Linked DNA regions of Homo sapiens: region 2 is linked to region 1. The links are chromatin loops, found by intact Hi-C in ENCODE. Cell type or tissue: dorsolateral prefrontal cortex. All regions are shown on one strand. Each heading gives the region's core, and the rest is flanking DNA. Links, peaks and the distances in the headings are about the cores only. Region 1 has its middle 26 kb from the start of WDFY4. Region 2 overlaps TMEM273 (transmembrane protein 273).

What was found. A loop is a pair of places that touch in the nucleus more often than their neighbours do. Peaks named below come from ENCODE experiments on the same cell type or tissue, not always from the same donor. Only the 100,000 strongest peaks of a DNase experiment are listed, where the experiment ranks them.
Region 2: a loop joins it to region 1, with 2.7 times the contacts of the local background. A loop is called at or near these places in 56 of 110 quality-filtered maps.

What each region holds. Positions count from the first base shown.
Region 1 is chr10:48,652,906-48,664,232 of GRCh38, reverse strand. It overlaps a transcript of ARHGAP22 not described here. Among named protein-coding and RNA genes, the nearest start is that of WDFY4, 26 kb to the left of the region's middle. RefSeq lists an enhancer at 7,358-7,427 and a silencer at 7,678-8,267. In dorsolateral prefrontal cortex, for the core only: CTCF peaks have their summits at 3,992, 4,193 (motif pointing left), 5,794 (motif pointing left) and 7,815 (motif pointing right); DNase peaks (open chromatin) are centred at 5,772, 7,812, 8,115 and 8,582; H3K4me3 peaks cover 1,903 bases; H3K27ac peaks cover 1,613 bases.
Region 2 is chr10:49,157,783-49,169,109 of GRCh38, reverse strand. It overlaps TMEM273 (transmembrane protein 273), which reads left to right. Exons shown (of 7, transcript NM_001288740.3): 2 at 1,148-1,201; 3 at 2,101-2,241; 4 at 3,314-3,344; 5 at 3,827-3,905; 6 at 7,488-7,511. Among named protein-coding and RNA genes, the nearest start is that of TMEM273, 25 kb to the left of the region's middle. In dorsolateral prefrontal cortex, for the core only: CTCF peaks have their summits at 4,343 (motif pointing right) and 7,341; a DNase peak (open chromatin) is centred at 4,363; H3K27ac peaks cover 2,073 bases.

The sequences.
Region 1 (11,327 bases), core at 3,315-11,314:
CAGCATCTGTGTGCTATTCCTGAGTGGAAAGACCAAGGTGAGCAAGGCAGCCTCCATATGCTCTGACAGCTCAGCCTGCTGGAGGGTAAGGTGTAAACCTGGTGACACATGGCCATGGAGTCAGCAGTGACTTCATACCCACATAAGAACTAAGATGCTACCTGTCCAGGAAACCAAGGAGGGCCCTATCTTGGACTCTACACTTTGAGGGCCCATGAGAACCCAAACAGCACACATCTATTCATGGATGTATGGAATGGGCACCTCTGTTCCTCGAGAGGTGTGCCCAGTGCTGCCCTGCATGACCCATGGCCCTGACCCTGCACACCTGCTCACTGGACTGGCATTGTCCAGCACCTCATCTCTTGCCCTATGTATGTCCTCAAAAGAAAATGTGATTGGATCCAAATGTTATGGATTTGGCTTGCAGGATCAGCTTAGGTTTATGGGTTGTGCCATTGCCAGCAGGAACATTGCTTCCATGTCTAGGAGGAATTGAACGTGGAAGCAATAGGAAAAAAATCTAAACTTCCAGAGGCTTCCTCTCAGATCACCTAAATGTAGTAGGTTCTCCATAAGAAATCTCATCTCTGAATAGTGCCAGACATGTATTTTTTTTTCTGCTCTTTGAGTTCAAATTCATAGTTTCATAGGTACTTATATATCATTGCAAAATTCACAATGGTTCTTCATTGCAGCCTGGAAATATTTCATGCTATTAAACAGCTCACTCCCTCTTAGATGCATATGTGTTGTTCTGGATGTATAATGTCACTTGCGTGAAGTATGACATAGATTCTTCATAGCACCCACTAGATGCAAAACAAACACCAGAAATGCTAACAGTTTAATTTTTAGATTTATTTTTTATTTTTAAAATCACAATAAGAATTTAATTTTATCAAATAATGTTTTTTAATTTTTTGTATTCTTTAATTATCATATACATTTTGCTTTTTGATTTTTTAGAGAAATCTTTAAAACTGTAGTAATAATAACATGCATTGGCACAGTTTCAACATCCTAACAAGACCTATCTATGTGTACACATGTTAGACTGGTAATGTATATTGTTGCCACTAGTGAGTACCTACTCTTTTGCAGATTCACAGGAAGTTGCAAAAATAATCAAAGAGGTCCCAGATCCCCTTGACTCAGTGTCTCTCAGTGATTCTATCTTACATAACTTAGTACAATATCAAAACCAGGGAACTGGCATTGATGCAATGTCTATCACTCCAGTTGTATTACATGCAGATTTATGTAACCACCAGGGTGCAGAACTATCCTGTGGCTGTAAGCTATCCCTCATGCTGTCCCTTGTAGTCACACCTGCCTTCTGCCCCATTTGTCCCTAACCCCTGGCCACCTCTCATCTGCTCTCCAACTCATTTAGAGAATGTTATATACATGAAATAATGCAGCCTATGTCCTTTTGGGACTGGCTTTTTTCGCTAAACGTAATGTCCTTGAGATCCACCCAAGTGGCTGCAAGCATTCATAGTCCTTTCCTTTTCATTGCTAGATAGAATCCATGGCATGGCTGTGCACAGGGTGTTTAACCATTCACCTGTTTAACCATCTTGACTGTTTCCAGTTTGAGGCTATTACAAATAAAGCTGCTTTAGAAGCCTCCCCTCACTCATCCTCACACCATGTGTGTTGGTTGGAACTGATTCCACCCTCAGCAGTGGGATGGATGCATGACCAAGGCCCACCATATGAGACTGTTCCCTGCCCCAGCTGCAACGATGGGTTCAGGTCTGTGCACATGATCCATGATGGTCCATTCAGAGGTCATCTCAAGGGTTTTGCTAAAACCATTAGGTTTTTTTTTTTTTTAACCAAAAATGTCTTGAAAAATTACAGTCAGCCCCTCTGGGCCTTGCAGTCCTCAGCTATGAAATAAGGATAAAAATCCCTGTGCTAACAGGTTAGTATGTATTTGTTCATTCAACAAACTAAGAAGTGTTTACTGGACCGGGCGCGGTGGCTCACACCTGTAATCCCAGCATTTTGGGAGGCCAAGGCGGGCGGATCTCGAGGTCAGGAGATCGAGACCATCCTGGATAACACAGTGAAACTCCGTCTCTACTAAAAATACAAAAAATTAGCCGGGCGTGGTGGTGGGCGCCTGTAGTCCCAGCTACTTGGGAGGCTGAGGCAGGAGAATGGCGTGAACCCAGGAGGCAGAGCTTGCAGTGAGCGGAAATCACGCCCCTGCACTCCAGCCTGGGGAACAGAGTGAGACTCCGTCTAGAAAAAGAAAAAAAAAAAAAAGAAGAAGTGTTTACTGAAGAAGTGTGGGGGAGCATTTCAAGAAGTGGGGAGCATTTCAAGAAGTGGGAAGCAGGTACAAAAGCCCTGGGGCAAGAAAGGAGTTGAGTGGCCAGTATGCTGAAAGCATAAATGCCAACAAGGTGGCAGTGGCAGGGTAGGGGGATTGAGCATGAACAGGACCAAGATAAACTAGAGAAACAGGCAAGGACCTCTCAGGGAGGGCCTTCTAAGATCCAGCAGGAAGTTTGGACTTGAGGCTCAACATGATGAGAAGCCATTGAGGTGTTTATGCAGGGAAATGGCATGCCCCAATTTACATTTTACTGCTGCATGGAGAATGGCCTGGGGACAATAGAGCATGCATAGAAGCCAGTGCAGAGGCTCTTGAATGAGGCCAAGCAAGAATGGCAGTGGCACATCTAGGGTGGTAATAGTGGAAAGAGAGAAAAAAGGATGGACTTGGGTTGTATCTTGGAAATAGAAGTGACTACAAGGCTTACAGAATAAGTCATCAGATAAACTCAAGAATGACCCCTACATCTTTTGCTTAAAGTTAACGTGGGTGGCAACATTTATTGGCATGGAGAGGAGAAACAAGCTTGGGACAGATTGGAGCATATGTTTCGAACGTGTTACGTGTGAGATGCCATAGGGTGAGGGTAACGGAGCAGTCAGAAAAGGATGCCTGTAGCTTAGAGGTGAGCTCTAGTCTCGAGACTGAGACTCATCAGCACAGATGGTGTTTTAAAACTGTAGGAATGGATAAGATTACCTGGGAGAGAAAAGGCTCAAGTCTAAGACCTGGGAACCCTCAACAGTTAGAAATTGTGTAGAACATTGAGAACCCATTTCCCCTTCAAAGCTAAATTTAGGAGAGAAAATAAAAGCTGAACTGTCATCACATGCTATCTTTTTCTTAATTCTTTAGTTAAATTTTCAGTTAATTAATTTACAACCTTTCTTATTTTCTAATGTACACATTTAATGCCATAAATTTCCTTCAAAGTACCATGTTAGCTGTGTACAACAAGTCTTAAATTGTGGTTCTATGTTGCATTTGATTCTAAATATTTTGTAATTTCTATTCCAATATCTCCTTTTAGACACAAATTACAATGTATTTTTCGGTGTTTAGATGTATGATTTTTAGATGTATGTTTTTTAGTCTTCTTATTGTTGTATAATTTTATTATATCAAGGTTAGACAACATTGAGTAATATTGATTCTTTAGTGTTTATTTATTGAACCCTCTTGTGAAGTGGTACATGGTCAATTTCTATAAATATTCCATGGGTACAGGCTTCTACATGTATCTATTATATTAGGTTTTCTTAATGCATTGTTCAAAATCTCTTTCTCTACTAATTTGTTGCTAGTGTTCTACTTGGTCTATCAGTTTCTGAGAGTGTTATCATAAAATTTCCACTAAGATTGTGAATTTTCAAATTCTTCACATTATGTCACAGACTTTTATTTGTTTTCTTTCCTTCCAGGCTATGTTGCTAGGTGTATATAGGCTCAAGATTGTTGTATCTCTATGAATTGTTTCTTTTATAATCTTGCAATGACAATCTTTATCCCTAATAAAGATTTTCCTTAGTCTGTCTTGTCCATATTAATATGAGTTCACTACACTAGTTTTATTTTAATTCCTATTTGTCTCACATATCTTTTTCCATTCATTTATTTTCAACATTTCTGTGTTCTTATATTTTAGATGTCTCTTCACAAGCAGCTACAACTGGATTTTTAAAAATTCCAACCTAAGTACTTCTGTCTTTTAATGTGTGAGATTAATCTGTTTACATTTACTACTGTTACTGATAAATTTATGGCATTTATACCTATTTTTATCTTCTTCTTTTGTGTTTCTATTTATCATAATTTTTGTTTTATTGTTTTCTCACTTCCCCTTCTGTTGAATTGATCGGGATTTTTTTTGTATGCAGCCCCCTCTACTGGTTTAGAAGTTATATATTCTACTTCTATTCTTTGCTTGTTATTCTTAACATTTTTAACATGAATACTTTACTTTTAAATGCCTACCACTGCACTATCCAATACAGTAGGGCCACTAATCACATTTGAAATTAGATCAACCGAGCACTTAAATGTTCAATTTTATTTAATCTTAATTTAGAAATTGATACACAATCCAATTACTAAAAACGCATGTTTAGAACAACTTGAAAATCTTTTTTTAACTCTAAATTTTGTAAACTCTAAATACAGATAAAATATTTGCAGCAGAAATTTAGTATCCAAATTGGAATATGCTATAAATGTAAAATATGCACCGGATTTGAAAGAGTTGGTATAAAAAAAGGAATACAAAATGTTTCAATAAATAATATTTATAAATGATTATATGTGGAAATGATAGTATTTTGCATATATTGCCCTAAATAAAATATGTTATTAAACCAATTTCACCTGTTTCTTTTTTAATATGGCTACCAGAAAGCGTTTAATTATAGACGTGGTTCAAACTATATCCCTGTTGGACAGCGCTGACCCGGAGTAAAAACCGCAAGTGCCCAGGAGCCTTAATGTCCCGATTCTCCCCAGTCTTCTCTTCCAGGTGACTGTGTTCAGTGTTAGTTACTGTATGGTATGAATATTCGTTCCACCTCATCCTTAACACTTCCACCTTGGTTACTCCTCACTCACGCAGCATGGTGCTCTGGTTTACCAAAATGTTTGCCAGTTTCTCGGTCATCTCTGCACCCAGCTTCCCGTGCCTCCTTCATAGGTCAGCTCTCTTATTCCAGTTTCCGAGGCCACGCTGCAGGCTGCATTCTCTCCCAGTGTCACCGAGTACCCAGGCCCTGGACAGAGACCCCCTGCCATGGTGCCACGGACTCCACGCCTGCTCCACTGTGGCTCCTCCAGCTGAGGGGGGCTGCCATGTGCAGGAGCCACAGGAGGCTGGCCCAGCCCGAGTGCAGACAGGAAAGGGCACTCCAGGGACGCACTCGGCTCAGCTCCACACCCTCCATGTCCCTGTGGCTCCAATTCATAGTGGGAATAGGGATGGGGCAGCACCTCGTCCATCCCCTTAATCCCCTCCCAGAAAGTACATCCGTTTATTCCGGCCACAGCCTCTGGATCAGAATAGGGGCTTTAGCGTCCCCGTGGTGTAGGCCCCACCTGACCAGGGCTGAGGTCAAAGCATCACCCTCTCTCCTGGGGTGTCAGGGAGCCGCTCCCCAACTCTGGTCCTCACAGACATGTCCCAGTCCGGTGGCCCAGGGCCGGGACCAGGGTGAGGGGAGAGGGGCGCTCATTGCCCCTTAAAATTTGCACCCAAGATAACTCACTTGCCTCACCCTGTTCCCAGCTGTGTACCCACAGAAGCATGTATTTCCTGTGAGTGTTACACAGGTGACTCCCCTGGACGTCCTGAAGCGGACAGAGCCCCTCTTCAGGACATCCTCTGTCCCCGTGCTGGTCATTGCCGCTGGAAAACCCAACAGCTCAAGTAGTGTGCTGAGGGCGCCACCTCGTGGCTTCAACTCTCAACTGCAGACAGGATTACTCTACTTTTGTGAATCAGCTCCAGGTTTCTTCTTCCAGTAATGTGACCCTTTTCAAAAAGAAGGTGGAAACGATCCCTAGGTTCCGGCATTGACTGGCTTAAATATTTAAGCACGTGAAACAACAGATAGCCCTGCAATGCTTATAACAACTAGAAAAAAACAAACAACGTCGCTACGTAAAAACAAAAGTACCCTAAGAACTCTAATTAAACATGATCTGCAGTGTGGTTCTGGCAGAATTTGACCACTGGCGTAGGATGATGGCTCAGTGAGCGGAGATTTCCAGAAGACCCTCTTGGCCAACCTCATTTCCAGGAGCTTCCAAAACACTAGATCCCTAGACACGACCCTAGTTTCATGGAAGCCAGGTAGCTCACTGATGAGGACGGATTCCCAACTGCTGACTAGGGTTGTAGGTCCCCCTCAGCCACCTGGGAGGACAGAGGAAGGGCCCAAAGGGAAGCCACTCCTGGGAGCCTCACCCCACCAGGGTCTAACTAAATATTAAAGGCAGTCGTGTTCGCTGTTCCTTGTCGCCAACTTGATTTTAAACACTCAGGTAAACTCAGGCACTAGGTCACCTGGGAGTATTTGATTATAAGGTGTTCATCCCAATGGCTTATATTTTAATTTATCATGTAAATTTAAATGCAGAATATCTTTCAATGTGTGAGAAACCTGGTTTGAGAAGCAAACACTGCCCTACCTTCTGCTGCTGCTAATGATGGACGAAGCAGAAGACACAAGCACTTCCAGGGCCCCTGCTAAAGGTTGCAGCTGGAACACACCATCCTGGCCATGGGCATGAGCATGGTGTACTTAATGCGAGCTGGGCACTTAGTTAAGTGCTCTGCCTGACTTTCCTCGCTTCATTCTCTAACAGACCCAGGGATTCAGCAGTATTACTATCCTCACTTTATACATGAGGAAGGGGGCTCAGGCTCTCTGAGCCCCCTAGAGACCCGGCTAAGAAGTGTCCGAGGCAGGAGTCAAACTCCATTCTCTGGCTCCTGAGTTCTGTTCTTTCCACCGAAGTTCGTGCCTCCTCCCCCAGCAAGCCTGGAGAGTGAGTGAGCCCTCACCAGGGCACAGACAGAGAAGGTCTGGCACACTCTTTTCAATGGAGCCCCCTATAGCTGTGGAGACTGACGGGGTCCAAGAACAGGACGCTATGACCTTGCTTCTCAGGCGCCCTGAGCTCTGGTGCTGTGGCAGACGTGTGCCTCCTTACCTCTGCCAGCTCCCACTCTCCACCACGGTCACCCTGCCCCACACCCGGGGTCTCCAGGGGCAGGCAGGTTACCACAATGCTTCGGGTGAGTGATGGCCCTGAGGCTGGACTGACCCAGCTCTACCCAAAGGCTGAATCAGGCTCTCCAAGGCTATCAGCCCATGGCTAACCACCCTGCCTTGGTCAAGGACAAGAGTGCAGGTGATTCCAGGTGAACCTTGACGCTGAACCCAGGTGAGCACGAGGCCACTCCACTCTCGGGGAAGGATCTCTCTGCCCAACACAGACTCTGGAAGCCAGTTCAACAAGAGCCACCTGCCTGCTTCCTCTGCTTTGACTTTCAAATGCCAGCCATGCTGCGTGTGGCTCTGGGACCTTGGGGAATGCGCTGACCCTTTGTGACCGTAGTTTCCCAGTCTACGGGCGGTGTAGGCGCCTTGGGAAGTAGCTCCGATCCCCCTCGGCAACCTCAGGGCTCCTCCCCTGCTAGTGATTTCTCCAGCCCCCACTCTCTCCCCATACTTAAGACACAGAACTGGGCCAGCTATGCAGAATTCACCTGCTCCGAGGAAGACTCAGTATAGAAAACCCTCTAAATCCCACACGCCCTGCCAACAGCACAGGGCGCACAGGACGGTGAGCTACAGATGAGGCTCGGGCGAGATGAGGTTGGGTAACCGGAAGCCAGGCGGGAAGGCGCAGCGAGCGGTCCGGGCACGCAGGAGGCCGCCTCCCCGAGGCCCGCCAGGGGGCGCCGTGCACCAGGGCCCAGGAAGTCGCCTCCGCCCGTGGCGCCACCCGCGCTGCCCGGCAGGGGTCAGCCTCGCCCGGCCATCCCCGACCCGGCTGCTGCACCCTTCTGACTCGCTGGGACCGCCCGCTGCGCCGCATCCCCCCCCCCCGCCCCCCCCCCCCCAGAGGCGCCGAGCAGCCGGGAGCTCCGTCCTGCCTGAGGATGCGGGGCCCAGGCTGCATCCCCCCGGCCCTGCTCGCCTGCTCATCACACGGAGGCCGGGGACAGGGTCACGGCCAGGGAGCCTGCGGGGCTAAAGGAGCGGGCCGGGAGCTCAAGAGCTGCCGCCGGGCGGCGAGGAAGGAGCCCCAGGCAGGCCCCGGGCGGCCGAGGCAGGGGAGGAGACGGCTGGCCCTGGTTCCAGGTGAGCAGCCCCGCCCGCTCTGCTGGAGGCCCCGCTTACCACCGGCGGGAGATGCGGGTGCAAGCCCTGGGGCGCACGTGGCCAGGCCACTGCCACGCCCGAGGGACGGGTTTTCGTCGCCACCTCGGCCCTGGTGAACCCTGTGACTGGAGTGCCTCCCAATCCCACCGTGATGCCCACCTCGGGGCGCTGCCAGGTGCCAGGCTAATGCGTGTGATCCACAGTGTGCTGAGAAGTGCTGACTGTCATTGTGAATGTCCGTGGTGGGGTGACGCCCGGGCAGGGTGCACTGGCCTGGTTCCAGAAGACCTGGCCTCTCCAGCTCCCACGGCGCGCCCGTTTGCTGCGTGGCCCATGCTGCTGGCGGCTGCTCCTGGCTGAGTCATTCCAAGACGAGCGTCCAGTCCGCGCTCTCTGCCGCCCTTCCCAGCGCTGCCCGGCAGGCCCCGGGAACTGTGCCCAGCTGTGCCCGCTTAGCTGGTGTATGACCTGCCTTTGAACTTGCTGCAAAGAAAGGTGGGTGAGGGAAAGGCGAGGGCTGGGGTGAGGGACTGGAGAGCAGTCTCCTGTCCCTTCTCCCCCTGAGGTCACTGTCCTCCAGCTGGTGGGCAGAACTCTGTCCCAAAGCCTTCCAAAGGAGAGGCCCACGCTGTAGGACCTTGTCCCCACTATAGGCTGAGGTTGGTAAAGGTCACAGAGGTGGTTCCTGATAAAAATTCCCTAACCAGAGGTCTCCTGATGCAGCGTCCCCCGCCCCCCCCCCCCCCCACACACACACACACATCCACTCTCCATGGTGTGGGTGGAGGTCAGTGAGGAGAAGGGACCTTCCCCGGGCACACACGGGCCAGTTCGTGGGAGGGGCCTGAGACAGGAAGGAGATTGAGTCACCGAGCTGGCCAAGAGGAAAGAGAAGAGAAGAGAAGAGAAGAGAAGAGAAGAGAAGAGAAGAGAAGGAGGGAAGGAAGGAGAAAGAAAGAAAGAAAGAAAGAATGAAAGAAAGAAAGAAAGAAAGAGAAAGAAAGAGAGAGAGGAAGGGAGGAAGGATGGAAGGAAGGAAGGAAGGAGAAAGAGAGAAAGAAAGAGAGAGAGAAACAGAGAGAAAGGGAGAAAGGGAGGAAGGGAGGAGAGAAAAGAAAGAGAAAGAAAGAAAGAAGGAAAGAAAGAGAAAGAAAAGAGAGAGGAAGGAAGGAAGGAAGAAAGAAAGAAAGAAAGAAAGAAAGAAAGAAAGAAAGAAAGAAAGAAAGAAAGTAATCAGCATGTCCAAGGAGAGGAACTAACATTCCCCCTCTCCCTCTGTCTCTCTCTCCCTCTCTCTCCTCTCATACAGCACACACTTAAACACACACACCACACCAGCGGGGCAGTCTCATGTATCTTATCCTTAGGGCAACCTCACTGTGGGCACTGTATTTTGAACCCCTTCTCCCCAACCTTGGTTGCAGTGCCTGGCATCCACTCTAGCAACCACCTCTTTTCCATACCAGCTGAGGTGGCTTTTACGAAGCCAAGCCACCCTATTCCTGGGATGAGACCAGGTTGGCTTTAGCCAATCAGCACATTGCATTGGTTTGGGTGGTTCAGGGATGGGTGAGTGGACCAACCAAGGCCATGAGGCAAGAAGAGATGTTTGGGAGAGTAGGGAGGGGCAGCTTCCCAGCACTTCTGAGAGAGACACTGGAAGATAGGCTCTTTCTTTGTGTTGGTCATGAAAGAAAGAGTATTAGTTCCTGAAGCGAGCTGGTGTCCAGCATTTTTTAATAATGAGGGGACTTTGTTGAGAATGAAGCAGGCATTCCAGAAGCAAACAGGAGAACTGGAAAAAAAAACCCAGACTTGGTTAACATTGTCAAGCTGCTGGATCCAGCCATGCCTGAAGTCCATATTATGAGGGCTTTCCTGCTCAAGGAGCCAATAAATCCCCTCTTTTTAACTGACTTTCTTATTGTCTGCAATTGAAAGTTTCTTACCTGGTGGTATTTTCTTTTTTGATCAAAGAGAAAATGGATATTCAGAAGGTATACGTTTGCCAGATAAAATACAGGATACCCAGTTAAATCTGAATAGTGTTTCAGGTCAACTATACATACCTTTTTAGCAGGTATTATGTCCCACGCAATATTTAGAACACAGTTACACTGCAAAACTAACTGGGCATCCTACACCTTTATTTGCCAAATCTAGCCCATGTCTAAATTCCAAGCACTCGAAAATGGAAAACCTGGACTTTGTCCTAGAGTTTTAGTTCCAAAGCCCCCTGTACACCAGGTCGTGGGATGGGCTGCTTCCTCTCACTCCTCTCTGCCTCTGTACCTGTGGGCTCTTATCAGCCTTGCACTCTGGCCTTTGCAACCCAAATTACTGCTTGCTTTGTTGCAAGGACATGCTGGCACCTTGGGTTTTGGCCCTTGCTGCTCTCTTCAAGCAGTTGAGTGCTCGCCTGCTGCCTCCTTCTGCTTCCAGCTATCCCTGGTCACTCCCCAGAGGCTCAGTTTGGCCCCGTTCTCTGTGCTGTTCCAGCGCTCCCTTCTGAGAACATTAGCAGCAGGAACTGTCCACAGATCCCCAAGGCATGGGCCAAGATGACATTCCCCCAACACACCCCACTAAGCGCTGTCCCGCAGCCCAGGGTGCACCTTCCTGCAGTGGTGACAGCCCCAATTCCTGCACCCACAAGCCCAGGTGTAGGAAGGATCTAGCCTGCACTGAGCCACTGAGCACTGGCTATGCTTGTTTTATCTTTATAGCAGTGATTGGTTTTTAACTGCTTTTATGCTCTCTGCAATTGAAAGGTGTTTCAGGTCACTATCAATAAATGTGATGCAAGCTCAATAGAACAGAGGAGACAAGGAGGGTGCTAGGAAGAAAATCCTGATGCATGCCCTCCCAGGAGTCACTGCTCCATCTGAATCAATGCTGCCCTCATTTAGATAACATTGTATCCACCGCCTTGGAGCCTGCCTTTGCCTTGGACTGCCAGGACCACTATGTCAATGATGCTGATGGCTGCATAAATATCGCTTGGCTGTTTCATAATTGGGATTTTTCTTTTTGATTCTCCACAACTGTAAATTATGCTGTAATGATGCTAAATTTCCAGAAATGGAATGGAGAAGCCA
Region 2 (11,327 bases), core at 1,051-9,050, 510 kb before region 1:
ACTGGATTCACATTCACGTCTGTAGGCCTTCCTGGACTCTCAGTGCAAACCTGCCACTTCCCACTTATCTTGGCTCTTGGGCAAATTAGCAAGACCACAATGCCTCCCGTTCCTCATTTTGCGAATGGCAATAATAACAGTACTTATCTCACAGAGTTGTTGCTGTGAGTATTACATATATTAATGCCAGCACTGCACCCAGTGTCCGTCTCAGAGTAAGTGGCCAATAAATGTGCACATTTCTCTCCAAGGACCTCACCTCTGGATCACTATTTTAGGGCGCTGTTTGTGAGCAGTATCTCCTGTCTTAAGGTTTCAAGGCCTGGCTAGAAGAGGGAGGGACCCTTACAGCATGCTCTCTTTCCTTCTTTCTTTCCTTCCTTCCCACCCTCCCTCCCTCCCTCCCTCCCTCCCTCCCTTCCTTCCTTCCTTCCTTTCTTCCTTCCTTCCTTCCATTCACCAATGTCTATTAATGCCTCCTGTGGGCCAAGCACTGCATCAAATGCTGGACACTATACCACGCAGCCCAGAGCGAGACCAGCCAGAAGACGTATTGATGTGTTAATATGTGAGAAGCTTTTAGGATGGAGCCTGGAGCAAACTAGTGCTATGTAAATGTTGTTACATATTGACATGGTCAGTTATGGCCGGCAAGCACCACGGCTACGGAGCACACTGGGATCAGCTCACCCAGGTCTGGGGAGTCAGGGAGGAAGTGGCATGGAGCCAAGACCAGGTAAAGGAGGAAGGGAAGAAGATGGGGTCAGGCAGAGGGTGTGGCCCTGAGGCAGGGCAGGAGATTCCCTGGCTGTGTGGGGAACTAGAAGCACCAAAGCCATGCTGGATTAAGGAGGGCCTTGGGAGCCACAGGGGAGCTTGTGGAGCAGGCTTGGGTCAGAGTTCAGGTCTTGGAAACTGTGCTGAACGGCTGACTGAAGTGCATTGGGTGGAGACGCGTTCCTGGTCTGAGTTTTGAGGGAAGCTCTGATGTCTCAGCAAGGCTCCAAGACACTCCATGGCAATTGGGAGCCCACCTCTGTGCTCCTGGTGGGTACATGGGGTAGGCTTTCCCAGGCCTCTGAGACTGGGTAGCTGGGACCACAGCCAGCTCTGTTCTAACCAGGCTCTGGGGTTTCTTTCTTTGCAGATGTAGGAGGAGCTCAAGTGCTGGCAACAGGCAAGACCCCTGGGGCTGAAATTGGTACGTGGCTGCCCATGTTATTCTGTGCACAGGGTCAGGGGCAGGAAGGAAGCTCCCAAGACAAGCAAGCAGAGGGCCGCAGTGCTGGAATTGGTTCCCTGCTGTCAGCATAGGAAAAGGGGCACCCTCACCTCCAGGTCCCCCAGAGCAGCTGACAGCTTTATTTCGGGGGAAAGGCCTTGCATTAAAGCTCGTCCACACAGGGGACGTGATACCTCAGGGCCACAGATGCGTGGCTCCAGCACCCACTGAGCCCTGTCCCACAGCCATGGGCCCTGACAGCATGCTTTGCCAGGCTCACAGCCCTCATCGGTGCCTCCCTCCACCTGCGAGCTTCCAGCCTGTCTGCCCCTTAAGGGCCTCATCTGCTGGCCAGGCTCAGTCTGCATGCCTCACCCTCTGAGAAGGCTCTGGACGCCCATGACTCTAGGCCAACCCAGCCTCTCCCGTCATGAGCTCCTTCCCTGTCCTCCCCAGCTGACTGCAGGCTCCTCAAAGGCCAGACAGGCCTTATCCATTCTCCTGCAGTGTTCACCACAGAGCAGGCAATTAACACACACCCAATAGATGAGTGGATGAATTAACGAAGGGATCAGTGAGGAAGGGCTAGGAGGCTCAGGTGGCCAGAGAAATGAGCCACTCACCTTTTGGGCAGGGGTAGCCAGGTGAGCTTCAGGGAGCCTTGAAAGGTGGCAACAGTTTCTACAGCTGAAGGAGGGGATGGGGTGCAGGCAGAGGCTAGGAGCAAAGGGACTCATGGGAGAGTAGAAGGTGAGGCTGGCCTCAGCCAGTGGGAGGTGGTGTGTTAAGGGCCACATGCATGCTTTGGACCTCATCTGGAATGCAGAGGGAGCTGCAGGTGACTGAAACCGGGTGTTCAATTCCTCCCTGCGTTTCAGATTTCAAGTACGCCCTCATCGGGACTGCTGTGGGTGTCGCCATATCTGCTGGCTTCCTGGCCCTGAAGATCTGCATGATCAGGAGGCACTTATTTGACGACGACTCTTCCGACCTGAAAAGCACGCCTGGGGGCCTCAGTGGTGAGGGATGTGGTGCTCGGGCCTGGCTCTGCCCCACCCAGCGAGGCACCGAGGGCCACTCTGTGATGCTGGCTACAGCAAGAATGAACCCACAAGCGCAGAGCCCAACAGGCTGTAAAGGAAGGCAGTGACCTCTGCATGTTTCTGTCTCTCTCACTAACCCTTTGCCTCTGTTTCTCTTTCTTCTGTCTCTATCTCTCTCTGTCTCTCTATTTGTGTTCCTTTTTCTGTCTCCCTTTCCATGTCTCTGTCTTTCTGTGTCTCTTTCCCTCTGTACTTTTCCTTTCAGTTGCTCTTGGCAGTCCTGAGAATCACATTTCCTGGAGAAAGGTGGGAGAGGAACTAAAATTGGCTTCACACAGAAATTTCTGTTCTCTCATCCAAATGATGAGATCAAATAAACCCAGTCCCAGTAGGCAGCGAGGTTGGTCCTAAGTGTGGGCGGATGGTGGGAGGTTCTGTTGACACTGCCTTTGTGGGTCAAGATGAATTTTTTTTCATAAATTGGGAAAGTCCTTCTCAAAGCAGTACTGAGTAGGCCCTCAGAGAGAAACTGAGCTGGCTGACATGCACCATGGCACAGCCCTCTGCCTCCTTGGCACCCAAAGTGCAGTATTGATTTGCATCCCTTCTCTCAGGGTATCATCCCCAGACTCATCCTCTGTTGTATTAGATGGCTCACTGCAATGACGGTGCAGTTTTCCATGGGGTGCTTCTGGGGAGAATAGAGCCTCACTGCCTTCCTGGAAGACGTGATTATGATCCGTGAAGATAAGCAGAAGGGGCTGGTCTGGGCCGGGAGAGGAGGAGGCTTCCGAGATGCTGGCGTGTGCATCGCCCGAGGGGCTTAATAGGCCATGGGAGTTTGCTTATCCTTGAGTTTGCTTATCCTTGTGTATCCCCACAAATAAGGGGAGGAAACAGCCTCTTCATCACATAGCAGCCAGGCCCCGGGTCTCTCGAGGGCAACCGTGAGTGAGAGGACCAAGGAGAGGGAGGTGAAAGCTCTAGGGAATGCTCTGCACCTCTTGTCACACGACCCCCTTCCTAATGCCCGGCTTTCTCTGTTTAGACACCATCCCGCTAAAGAAGAGAGCCCCAAGGTAAGGTCACTGCCCACACAGTCAGGGAGAGGTATCGTGTTCTCTCCTGTCTTGACCGTGCCACTCCCTTGCCTGTCATCCCCAGCCTTCTCTGCACTCTGGCATGCTTTCTAGGTGACTAGAATGCACCTCGTGGTCCCCTCCTTACACTCTCTCCTCCTCTGGACCAGTGGGCAGGTGTCACAAGAGTGAGGGCCACAGGCTACAGCCGTCAAAGGGAGTAGGGCTCGCCTCTGCATAGCCTGGATTAGATCCTGTTCCACCCCCACTCAGACCCCTTCAGTGCATACCCCTGACTTTCAGAATGAGGCCTCCAGCCCCTGTCACTTGGGAGGTCACACGTGGTTTGTCCCAGGTTTCTGGGCTTCCCTGCTGGCATCAAGGTACCCTGCTCTTCTGCACAGAGCCCACGTCCTCAGGGACGGTCCTGCCTTGGGACCTTTGCACTTGCTGTTTTCTGTAATTGGAATGCTCTTTGCCAGAAAGCTGCAAGCCTCGACCCTCTTTTCCTTCAAATCCCTGCTTCAGTGTCACCACTGCATCATGGAGGGCCTATTTAAGGTACAATCCCCTCTCGACTCCAGCCACCATTCTCTTCTCTTTGCTTGGCTTTAGTTTTCTTTATAATTCTTTGCACTAGTTGATGCTATACGATATATTGATTTGTCTATTTTGCATGGGTTTTTTTCTAAAATGTAAGCTCCGGGCGGGTAGGGTCTTCCTTTTCACTTCTGTAGCACAGCACTTAGCACAGTGCCAGGGACAAAGTGGATACTTGCATATGTGTTGAATGAATGAATAAATAACTGAACATGAGGCCATGGGCTAGGTGCTGGGGGTCAAGGAGAGAGAAGTAGGACAATCTCCCCCAGTCTACAGGGGAGACAGGCAGGTCCCAGGTGGTGGCTGCACAGTGGGGGTGGGGGTCCCGGGAGGTCTATGGCAGGCTAAGCATGTGTTGCCTTGTGTCTTGGGGGTGCAGAGGGCTGCATAGCCACTAGGAGGTGCAGGGGAGCCTCAGGCTACGTGCGGAAGGACTAAGAGAAGCTCATGAATGCAGAGGGAACCCTAGTATATGTAGGCATCATGGGTAAAACCTGCCGCTGACAAACATGCAGTGTGGCAGAAGCAAGTGTTTCATGTGACGATATGGAAGGAAGCGCTGGAGAGATAGGTAGTTTCTATGCATGTACAGTCAGAGGGGCTTGTGTTAAGCAAAGGAGTCTGAAATCTGTCCTGAAACTTCTGGTCACCTACAGATGGGTTCTAAGCAGGGGAGAGAGAGAATATTTTTTGTTATATGGTGGCATGGAGGAGGGCCCAGCTGCAGCCAGGAAGATGTGCTGGAAGCCCGGACAGAGACTCAGGCCTGGTGCAAAGCCCTGCTGGAGTAAGTCCAGGTGGAGGCAATGGAAAAAATGAAAGATGGGAACAAAGTTAAGGAGGAGCTGGCCCAGGGACCTGGGATGAGGGACTGAGACAGCCACTGGAGGAGAGAAAAGAATCTAGAACAGCTCAGAGTTTTCTCTGAGCAGGTGCCCTTTGGGAAGTTGGTGGGGGAGCAGCTTTGGGCAGTGAGCTGGGTGAGATGATATTTTTTTGAACATGGTGAGCCGAAAGTTTCTGGACACTTCCATGTAGAGGAGATGTCTAGTAAGTGGCTGGCATTTAGGACAGAGGTCTGGGTTGACACAGGGTTAGTGGCTTTTAGAAAGTACCCAGAGCCCAGTCTCACCCTCCAGTTCTTCCATGGGACCAGGGACTGGGTAACTTCCAAGTAGTGTCTATTGAAGGAGCGGATGGATTAATGGCTGCATGAGGGATGAACGCATGGTGCATTGTGGCTGCGGGTCATGACTCATCAGCCCTCATGGAGTCATGCGCTTGGGATGAGCTGGACATGGATTTTCTTGAGAAGTTCACTTTTTTTGAGGATTTCTCCTCCTACAGATATTCTAGTTTTCAGCAGTGGTTTCTGATTGTGAAGCATTAAAGCACATTTCATCAACTCTGTCTCCCAGCACCCCATCTCTCCTTCTGTTTCTGACTCTCACTCTCCTTCTCTCTGTCCCCTCCCATGTCATCCCCCCACCCCAAGTTTGTGTCAGTCCACTGGGTCCTGGGCTGGAGAAGACAGGATATATAACTTATCATCCAAGACAGCACTTTGTGAGAGTGAGAAGAGGCTCTGTAAAAGTTGCACCAGGATGATAGGTGTGAGCCTGGACTGTCCTAGGGAAATAGGGATGTGTGGTCAACTTAGATTGAGTGGGCCTGTGAAGTGTCCAGGCCCCGGTGGCCACACAGCACTCCTCTTGCTGGCCATGTCACGTTCTCTGCATCTAGGGCATGTAACCAGCTTCAGGGGGTTTTGGAAATGTGTGGTCGAATTGGGGATATTTCAGGTTGAGGGACCAGAGATGCCATATGTCCCATCTCTCTCTCTCTCTCTCTCTCTCACACACACACACACACATGCACATATTCACACACCCAGACCCACATTGGCTGAAGTTGTCACATTCCTTTTTATAGAAGAAACATGCCGAACTGCTCCCAGTGCCCCCAAATCCACTGATGCGGGAGAGTAGAGTTCCATGCTGGCCAGCTCTTCACACCCCTCCCTTCCCCCCGCCCTAAGAGGCCTTTGCCCCGGGCAGCTCTGTGTTCTTCTAGCCCTAGGGGGGTTGGCACAATCACAGGTTCTCCTAAGTGTGCAGCTGCGGCACCTGGCCAGGAGGGTGTCCCAGTCCCCGCTGACCCAAGGGCAGCACTCAGATGGCTGTGGGTTGGGCGCTGAGTCAGCATCTCCCACCATGGAATCAGGGTGGACTGGCCATTATAAGGGTTTTCACACAGGGCTCTTGGAGGACATGAGGAGGCCATGGATGGAGTCTGGAAGGGTGAGAAGGATTGACTTCCTAGAACCTTTGTTGCCTTTGTGGGTCCAGGTAGCGGTAGCATCTGTGGTGAGGAGTGCAGGAGGAGTCTGTTTTGAATGGATGGGCTGTGTTGGCCATGGCGAAGACCCTGGCACCATGTGGCCTCAGGGGCCCTCTGCTGGGTGCTTAGGTACCCAGGCAGAGGACACAGACTGCTGTGGCCAGCTCAGCCCCTGTGGTCAGGAATATTGAAACATGTGGAGATTCTAGCACAGTGACCTTCTCACCACGGGGAAGGCTCTAAAGTACTAGAGCTCCCCCCAGCACAGGGACGCTACCTTGACCATCTGAATTCCTGGCACACATTGAGGGGGACTTTGAGTTAAGGCACTTTGCTTTGCAAATCGCCAGACCTTGAAGCAGACCATGCTTCAGGGACATCTTAGCCACGGACTTCACATAGAATGAAATTTCACAAAGCTCGATCCTTAATCCTGTTGTGTGTGTGCGCACGCATATGTGTGTGTGTGCATGTATTGCCTGTCTATATGTGTGTGTGCATTTATTGCCTGTGTATATGTGTGTGTATGTGCATGTGGCCATTCATGATGGACTCTGACACACATACATCTGTGTGGGATGATGCTGCTGTGAGCAATACAACACAGACCCATTTGAAAACACTGCTGAATGAGCAGTCACTGTGCTTTTTATGTTCTTATGCATGATCATCTAAGAGGAGCGTCTCTGTTATATGTGTTTTTTGGAAGTTCTGGGTTATTTTGAGCTATCAGGGCTATAGAAGGCATTTTCCATAATCCAGGAAAGATGGCTCCAATAGTTATTCAACAATGAACTTTCTGAAAGCGAAGTTCATGAGAAAACATGAAGGGATGCTAGAGGAAGCAAGTGGGTGAGGGAGGCAAGAAATAAAGGCCAGGAGAGAGGGAGGCTGGGAGGCAATGGCTGGATGGGAGTTTATACCCCTGATAATTAATACATCGCCCTCACCACGTGCAGGGAGCTGTTCTTGGCAGGTATCGTAACAGAGCTCCTCTGCAAATAGAGGGACTTTCAGAGAGGAGAAGCAGGATTCGAGTTTCCAAAACTAACACTAGATGGAGTCAGGCTGAGTCATGAGGAAGTCAGACCCAAAAGAGCAAGCTAATGACAAGCAAGCCACTCTCTTGCAGCAAGTTTTGCATTGTCTTTCTGGCTTCTAAGGCTTAGGCAATGAACACCCTTTTATCTTGTTTTGCAGGCGAAACCACAATTTCTCCAAAAGGTGAGTTGTAAGAGTGATCACTTGTCTTAAAAGGAGGACAGGCAGTCTCTGCCCCATGGGGCTGCATGGGTTTTCGGCATGACCTCTCCCTCCCCTGGCCACGTGGGACGGGCAACCATGGCATGGCCAGGAGCCCTCATGCCAGGACAGCTGTGAGACCAGGAATCAGCATCACCTTGGGACATGATGGTACTTGGCAAGATTTAACATGAAGCTGTGGGGCATTTGCCCAGTTAGAGCTGAGAAAATGGTTTTAACAGGATAGGTAAACTTTTTTTCATTCTCCAAGACCTATCCTATGATAGTGTCCAATCTAATAATTAGCCAATTTAGTCCATTTGATGAAAAAAATTCCCAAACATCTCTTCATGTCATCATGCTATCAGTTTGGCTGGGTATTTGCATCTCAGTGCTGCTTTGGGGTCTCGGAGAGGACGAAGCCTGTATGTGGAGGGCCGGTCTACAGAAGGGGACAGGATCTCGGACCCCTGATTGAATGAGCCTATGGATGAAGACTCCTAGGAATGAAGGCATCTTCACCAGGGTTTTGAGAATCATCATTTCACAATCCACATTCCCCAGCTTGGCTTTTCCTCACCTCATGCCCCTTGCATGTGCCAAACCCACTGAGAATTTGCTCCCTGTCTGACCAGCCCAGGATGGTCACACAGGCCTGGGGCAATCTCTTGACCTCACTCTCCTGCTTTATGAAAAATTTTCAAATCCAAAGAAAAGTTGAAAGAACGGGACAATCAAAATATATACACCCTTCACCTAGGGTCACTCACTGACACGGTGCCCCCTTTGCTTTATCTCTGTGTACATAAGCCTTTTTTGACTGATCTACTTGCAAATTAGTGTAGATATCATGATATTTCACCCCTGAATACAGCACCATTGTGTTTCCTATTGTGTATAATCACAATACAGTGACCACTCCTAAGAAAATTAATGCTAATTTAATATCATCTATTATACAGTCCATATTTAAATTTCTCTGGTTATTTCAGAAGTATCTTTTATTGCTCTATTTTTTATTGTGCTATTTTCCAATCCAGAAAAAATATTTGTATTTATTTTGTCTTTTTTTTAAGTCTCTTTCAGTATTGAACAGCCCCTCTGCTTTTTATCCTTATGGCATTGTTAATTGAGAAGTCCCTAAGCCCCGTTGTCTTATACAATGTCCCATTTTCTGGATTTGTCTGATCGTTTTCTCCTGAGTAGATTCAGATTGAAGTTTTTGGTCAGAAATACCATGAAGTGATGTTGTGTATCTTTTGTTGTATTGCATCACTGTTGGTGATGCTTCGTTTGCTTGGTTAAGGGAGTGACCACTAGATTTCTACATTTGTAGAAATTAGAATTTTCCCCTCTGAAATGAATAATACGAGGGGTGGCACTTTGACACTATGTGAATATCCCGACCCCCAACAATTCCTCACCTAATGATTTTATACCTATTCATGATCCTGCTTCAAGCAGTTTTTGCCATTGGTGATTACAAAATATTGACTTTCTAATTCCAGCATTTCTTCTATATTTAATAGCTGACATTCATCCACAAGGAAGCCTTTTTATTCTATCTCCCCTTTCTCCTTCTTTTGTTGAGGATTATTACTGTGGACTTCAAGGCATTTTAATCCATTGCCATCATGATTCTTTCTGAAGCCCAAATTGTTGCAAATTTGGCTAGTGCAAGTCACTTCTTGGTGGCCTCTGTGCCCTTTAGACAGAACCCATTAGTCTTTGAGCACATGCTAGACTTCTGACAACACAATATCTCAGGCTCACCTTGACCTGCTCCCAAGGGTAGCACAAGGGTCTAATTTTCCCAAGGGTCCCTGTTTCTCTCTCTGTCTCTCTCTCACTCTCTCTGTCTCTCTCTCACTCTCTCTCTCTTTTATTTTAATTTTTACTGTGGAATCATTTTTAGAAACTAAGATCTGGGCACAATGTGTGCTCAGGGCTACTGAGGTGTCATTGCTTCTAGGCCCTTTCAATGGGCAGAGTCACGAAACGTGCATTTAAATTACACACTCAATATCATAAGACTTTTCCTAAGCTTTCCCTAATCCATGTGTCTAGATTGCCTTCTCCAAAGTAAAAACCCTGCTTTTCCACCACATAATATTTTTACTCATTTTCTCTATTCTATAATACACACAAAATGCCTCCAGAAATTAGAGCACTATGCAGCTATAGACCCACTCAGTAAACTTGCATATTTCTTTGCAGTGGCTTTTACCCTTAGAATTTAGCCCTCTAGGTGTGCACAGCCAGAGTATTGTGTTCAAATGAAATTAATTATATTCTCTGTGTGGTTATGCTATCAATTGGATAGAGAGTCAGAAACACTTGTTTTAGTGTGTATTATATTTTACTATTTCCTGTTTTAATCTTTTAAAATTTTAATTTACATAGTTTTCTTTACACAGTTTATCTCTGAATCGTGTGTCATGTACACGATTCAGAGATAAACTATGTAAACAGATAAACTCAGAGAAGTGTTTCTCTTGTAACTGTCCACTCTACCGTGTTCCTACCTACTGCTTTGAAGTTGCTATTTTCAATAGTTCCTGGTTTATTCTTTCTGTGATACTTTTACAAAAATATATTTAATTAAAAACACTTTTATATAGACACACTTTTTAAAATAAAATTAGAAGATGTTTACATATAGATGTATATATCTGTGCATATATACTTTTCCCAGCACTTGGATGGTTTTATTGTTTACTTAGATGTCTGATCCATTTGTCATTTATTCTGGTGTGTGGTATGAGTTAAGATCCAATTTTTTCTTTTTCCCAAATGGCAATTGAATTATTCCGATACTATTTTTTAAAACCACCCTATTTCCCCAGTGTTTCATTTGCCTCTTTTATAATGTTCTAAATTTCTGTGCGTACTAGGGTATTTCTAGGCTTTATTCTCCATTGGTATTTGCGGTTATTCATGTGCTGAGAGCTTCCTGGAGAGGCTGAGCCTAGAGAGGCTTCCTGGTGTGCTCTACCTTCTGGTGGGGCTGGTTCCCTCCACCCGCACACACGTTGTGCTTCCTTTGCAGGGGACATTCTTGCTATTTTATTCCAGCTATTCTTTCATATTTATTTTTCCGTATGAACTTTAGAATCAACTTCAGAATCTTTCCACAGAAACAAAAATCTTTCATGGTGCGGGAGCTGGGGGAGGTCCCAGTGGAGAATTTTATGATGATTGCTTTGTGTTTTTGGTTATTGGGCTTTTGTATAGACCAAAGCAAAGAAAATAAAAACAACACACAGAAAAAAAAAAAGAAGCAAACATCCTGGTATTTAAATTGGGGTTGCATTATATTTACATATTAAGTTAAAGATGATTTACTTCTTTACGATGTTAAGTGGCTCTCCATGGAAAAGAGATAATTTTTTCATAAAAAATTATCTGATTTTGTGTGTTTCTGTTTTTGTGTGTTTCAGGAGAGTTTTCAGATTTTACTCTTATAAGATTGTCATATTTTTTGTTATATTTATTCCTAAGTATTCTGCCTTTGCTGCTTTCAAAATGGAGTTTTTGCCATTATGTCTCCTACCTGGTCATTGATTGTATTTTGATTTTGGGGGATTATGTTAGCATTATAGGGGTTGCCTTGTTGAATGCTTTTATTCTTTGTCTCTGTTTTCTTCTCCGTCCCTTGAGTTTTTATGATATTATGTCACCTGCCAAAATACAGATCTTCTTTCCCAATTCATATGCCTTTAATTGTCTTCTCCTCTCTGATTGCATTGGCTAAAAACACCAATGTTAAATAATAGTGGAAAAAGTGTGCATACAACA